Linked DNA regions of Homo sapiens: region 2 is linked to region 1. The links are chromatin contacts, found by Hi-C or POLR2A ChIA-PET in ENCODE. All regions are on one chromosome and are shown on one strand. Each heading gives the region's core, a stretch centred on a gene start or an enhancer-like site at or near the end of the contact. The rest is flanking DNA. Distances are from core to core; before and after follow the strand shown.

What was found. Hi-C counts contacts between places; a loop is a spot of excess contacts on that map. ChIA-PET counts read pairs that join two places held with the same protein, here RNA polymerase II (POLR2A). Pooled maps may share reads with other maps.
Region 2: POLR2A ChIA-PET joins it to region 1 with 24 read pairs in activated naive CD4-positive, alpha-beta T cell. The contact joins the enhancer-like site here to the promoter of HOXB8 in region 1. A Hi-C loop is called at or near these places in 5 of 50 pooled maps. POLR2A ChIA-PET finds 5 or more read pairs at or near these places in 3 of 52 experiments (MCF 10A, activated CD4-positive, alpha-beta T cell and activated naive CD4-positive, alpha-beta T cell).

The regions. Positions count from the first base shown.
Region 1 is chr17:48,613,862-48,616,561 of GRCh38, reverse strand. It overlaps HOXB8 (homeobox B8), which reads left to right and starts at 1,270. Exons shown (of 2, transcript NM_024016.4): 1 at 1,270-2,281. The coding sequence starts at 1,858.
Region 2 is chr17:48,452,359-48,455,084 of GRCh38, reverse strand. It overlaps LOC101927166 (a long non-coding RNA gene), which reads right to left. Exons shown (of 6, transcript NR_110804.1): 3 at 831-972; 4 at 1-66. Among named protein-coding and RNA genes, the nearest start is that of SKAP1, 24 kb to the right of the region's middle. Within about 2 kb of position 1,329, at least 5 of the 41 ENCODE cell types and tissues checked have a DNase peak (open chromatin) inside an H3K27ac peak, as active enhancers do.

The DNA.
Region 1 (2,700 bases), core at 21-2,520:
GGCACTGCAGAAGGTGTGGGGGTCGGCCTGGGAAGGTTGGGAGCTATTAATAATTGGGCTTGGCTACTGGGTCCCAAGGCCTGGGTGCAAGTGTCGGGTAGCCCATTGGGGCTTCATCCCTCTGATGGCATCAGGCCCTCTCCCTTCATGCAAAGTCTGCCCTCAAAAGTGCTGATGGGCTGAAGGGCCTTCAGGAGACCCCCTTTTCAGCAAGCAGAGAGTGCACAAACCTGCAGAATCGGCAGTGGCAGCTCGAACTTTGCTCTGTGCTTCAACCACTGCTCATTAACCAGAAAGTTTCTTCTTCCCTCCCGTTCCCTCCTCAAGATCTCCCAGATCCCTGTTTCACAGAAAATTTTTGCTTATTTGTTTAATGAGAGGAAGTTTTGTGACTGGCCAGGGCAGGGCAGAGAGGGCAGGGCAGAGAAGGGACCTTTTGGGGGCTCCAGAGAAGGGGTGGGGGCAGGTGCTTGCCAGGACGGAAGGAGGTGAAAATCTCAGAAAAGTCACCGTTTGTGCCAAAAAAAAATCCCCATAATCATTCTCATTTCGGCTTCGTCACCCCCACCGTGCTGCAATCGGGCGGCGGGGGCGATCGAAGCTGCAGTTTTATAGCTGTAGAGGAAAGAACTCGTAAAATGCTAACAGCTTTTATGCGCTGCGGCATAAACAACAACAGACTCCGGCTTTATTGCGTTTTATAGTTTCTTAAAGAGTTTACAGCCGTTTTTTGGGGGGCCGGTTATCCAGCCAATTCCCTCCACACGATAGTTAAACCTTTATCAATAATAAGGAAATTGATCATTAAAGCTTTAAATATGACTACCTCGTTTGTTTGAAAATACGTTTAGGAGAGGAAGCTGTATGATTTGATAACTTGTATTAAAATACCAATTACATTTATAGGACCTTTTAAAACTCGGCGCAATTAAACCGTGTTCTTTTACATTTTTCCGAAGCGACCCTGACATTTAGAAAGACTCCAATTGCCTCGTTAAAATCGCGAAATTAACAGCGTGCCTACGCCTGGCGCGTTGTGTATGTGTGTGTGCGTGTTTTTTTCCGTGACTCCCCCACATCAGTCTTTGGGGGTGGTCTGCGAAGGTATTTGATTTGTTGTGAGGCGAGAGATATCTCATTAATGTAGGTAGTTAAACAGATTTAATCCGTATTCATTCTCTCTCACCCCCTCTCCCTCTCCCCCTCTCTCTCCCCCTCTCCCCCTCTCTCTCCCTGGGTGTTTTTTTCTTCCCCTCCTTTTTTTTTTTCCGCTCTCTCCTCACTCCCTGGCGCTCTCTCGCTCTAGCTCTCTCTCTCGCTCGCTCTCTCTCGCTCTCACCCTCGCTCTGCGTTCTGTCCGGGAGGAGTACGAAGAAGCCAATAGGATGCGGGGTCTCTAATGGATGCAAATGATCATGAAAAGACAGTGCAAAATATGAAACAACTCATTTGCAGGGAAGTAAATCACCGAAAACTGTTTATGAACTGGCATCCCTTCTTCGAAATGTAAAGCGAGGACCTCTTTAAGTGGTGGTATATTTTTGTTTGGGGGGTGGGGGGTGGGGGGAGGGCGAGCGAGCCGCGGCTGCCATGCAAGCTTAGACTTTTGGAGGCTTCTCTGTCCTTTTCTATTCCTGGAAACCACAAAAAGTGTGTCGGCTTCGAGATCTTCTTCGCCTTTTCTTTCTTTTCTTTTTTTCCCTCCTCTCTTTCCCTCTCCTTTCCTGGCGAGGGTGACTAGGAGCCGGCGAATCCGCGTTTTTTTCTCTCTCTCCCTCCCTTTCCCCCTCCCCACCCCCTCCCCAACAGCCCCCAACTATAGCCTCCGCCGCCGCCGCCGCCTCAAAATTCAATAAAATGAGCTCTTATTTCGTCAACTCACTGTTCTCCAAATACAAAACCGGGGAGTCCCTGCGCCCCAATTATTATGACTGCGGCTTCGCCCAGGACCTGGGCGGCCGACCCACCGTGGTGTACGGTCCCAGCAGCGGCGGCAGCTTCCAGCACCCGTCGCAAATCCAGGAGTTCTACCACGGGCCGTCGTCGCTGTCCACGGCTCCCTACCAGCAGAACCCGTGCGCCGTGGCGTGCCACGGGGACCCCGGCAATTTCTACGGCTACGACCCGCTGCAACGCCAGAGCCTATTCGGTGCGCAGGATCCAGACCTGGTGCAGTACGCAGACTGCAAGCTTGCCGCCGCCAGCGGCCTGGGCGAGGAGGCCGAGGGCTCCGAGCAGAGCCCGTCGCCCACACAGCTCTTCCCCTGGATGCGCCCGCAAGGTGAGCTCGCCTCGGGGCCGACAAGGGCAGGAGGGGGCCGGAAGGGCCCAAGGCCTGGCAGGCCGGGGCGCATTTCCTCCAGCTTCTGGAAGACTTGCCGGCTCCGTTCCGATCGCCTGCCGCTTTTCCCCTTTCTTTCTTATCTTTCTTTCTTCTTTCTTTTTTCTTTCCCTTGAAGGGGGTCGCTTAGAAACATTTCCTGAATCTATAAACCCCTCATCCTGCCTTACTTTTCTTCTTCTTCTCCTCCTTTTTTTCCCCTTTTACTGTTTTATGGGGGGTAGTGAAGAGAGGGTGGTGGGAGTGGGGGCGCTCAACTTTTGCACTTCTCAATTGCTTTATAGTTTAATTACCCTGAAGAAACTTTTCTTCTGGGGCAGAGGCTCTGGGGGCTTTTCAAGGTGGGTCCATTCGTCCCC
Region 2 (2,726 bases), core at 80-2,579, 160 kb after region 1:
CCTCTGAAGTCAAGCTGTTTCTTTCCAATGTCTGGCTACTTCTTCTCTTCTCTCCTTCTTTGCCATCTGCCAGTTGGGCCAGGGGATTTAATGGGTACAGGATGAGGGGTGAGACAGGTCATGGTGATTTTGGAAAAGGCAACATTTGAGCAAGAAAATAGGAATGCATGCTCTCACTTTGGACCGCGGTTCTAGGCTTGAGGGTGGGGCTTCGCCAGGGACCCTGCCCTTTTCTGCCGAGAATTTCCCTGCTTCCTGCCCCTACCAATACCATCCTGTCCTTATCCACACACTAACATATTTTATGTACTTACAATGATATAGATTCTGTATCATTTTATATTTTGAATGTGTCAAAATGCAGAAGCAGGTAACAAAAAACTAAAAGTGTCAATAAAAGTTCTTACTCTCTCACAAAATAAGAAATGTAGAGGTCTTATTTTGGTTCATCAGCTGAAAAATGCTATGACTGACCAGGCTTCCTTCATCCTTTTGCTTTTCTACCTTCAGTGTTGGCTCTTGGTCTCTAGGCTTGCATGGTTGCCATGGTTGAAGAAATCATGTGCTCATACAACTATATTCATAGACATGAATGAAAGAGTAGGAGCCTCATGCATACTCGTCTTTTTAACTAGAATAAAAATGTCCTCAGACGTCTCCCAGTAGTCTTCCCCTTCCTCTCCTTGGCCAGAACTGTGTCATGTGGCCTAATATAATCTGAATGTTTGTGTCCCTTCAAAATTCATAAATTGAAATCTAATCCCCAATGCAATATTTTAAGAGGTAGGGCCTTTAGGAGGCGATTAAGTCATGATGGTGGAGCTTTGTACCTTTGTAAAAGAGGCCCAAGGGAGCTTGTTCACTCCTTCCATCATGTGAAGAAGCAGCAAGAATGCACCACCTATGAAGCTGAGAACACGCCTTCATCTGAATCTGCTGGTACGTTGATCTTGGACTTCCCAGGCTCCAGAACTGTGAGCAATAAATTTCTCTTGTTATGAATTATCCAGTCCGAGGTATTTTGGTGTAGCAGCATGAATGGACTAAGACAAGGCCATTCCTAGTTGTAAGGGAAACTGAGAAAGCAATAATCTGGTTTTTCAGTCTCTGTCGTGAGAAGCAGCTCTGCCAGAAGTATATTTGAGAAGCAGTAAGTATATTTGAGAAAACATGGAACAAAATTAAATATCTATAACAGCATTTGAGGACTTAAATGCAGCTGCTACTTTATATACTACTTTCTTTACCAACTAAAGCCATTTTCTTCATATCTGTGGTTCTAGCTCCTGAGACCACAACTTCCTACCTAGGCAGGAAGTATAAAAGAAGATCAAGGCCATTTAGATGTGTTTGTTAATTTGTGCTGTGACTATAAATGTCTTCCTGAACAGCAGACTCTTGTCATCTGGGATCTGATTCCTCCACTTCATCTTGCTAACTAACCTCACAGTGTTGAGACCTTCATCATACTCTTGAACAAGGGAGACTGCCCACTTTCTGGGATCTGTGCTTTCATCTCTAGATCCCCAGACCTGGTGTGTGTCTCTCCTTAGCATCTGCACAGCTCTCTAGTGATCTTATCTCCCTGACAGGCAAACCAGGTTCTGCTGTAGAGTGTGTGAAAAAAGGCATGACTATAGTTATAAATCTGAATATCTATGGAACAAGCCAAATGTGTAAATATTTAGGAGATACCAAACCAAGGAACCATCAGCGGAGTTAATCAAATTAGGGCTAGCTCCTGGCAAAATTTGACATTTAAAAAAAAGGCCTTTGGTTAATGGGTTAATATCCTTAATGTATAAAGAGTTCTTACAAATATATAAGAACAAAGGGACAAATATCCCTAAAGAAAAATGAATAAAAAGTAGAACAAGGTAATTTATAAAAGAAGTAATATGAAAGGCCAGTACATACAGTTTTAAAAGTTTATCCTGGCTGGGCGTGGAAGCTCATGGTTGTAATCCCAGCACTTTGGGTCACTTGAGCTCAGGAGTTTCAGACCAGCTTAGGCAACCTGGTAAGAACCCATCTCCACAGAAATAAAAATAAAAATAAAAATTAGCCAGGTGCCATGGTGCACACCTGTAATCTCAGCACTTTGGAAGGCAGAGGTGGGTGAATTGCTTGAGCCTCAGGAGTTCAAGACCAGCCTGGGCAACATGAAGAAACCTGCCTCTACAAAAAAAAAAAAAAAAAAAAAACTTTAAAAATTAGCCAGGTGTGGTGGTGCATGCCTATAGTCCCAGCTACTTGGGAGGCTGAGGTGGGAAGATCATTTGAGCCTGGGAGGTTGAGGCTGCAGTGAGTCGTGATGACCACTGCTCTCCAGCCTAGGGTGGGCAGGGGACAGAGTGATACCCTGCCTCAAAAAAACAAAACAAACAAAAAAAGCCCCACAAAGCTCATCCTTACCAATAATCAAATAAATATTATTTAAAACAGTATACCAATTTGTCAACTTGACAAAGGTTTAAGAAGGTTCTAAAAAATGTAATATATATAATATGCTAGATAAGATTAATTCACACTTCATATTCATTCCCACTATTTCTGATGTGCTTTTTTGTACTGCAGAAGCTGTAAAATAAAATACTGCATCTTCCAGACTCCCATGTAGCTAGGGTTCTGCATGTGAATTGGGTTCTGCAAGTTAAATGCACTTTGCTGAGATTTGTATGATGCTGCCTGCCGCTGTGCAGAGGCTTTAGCCATGATTCTTTTGG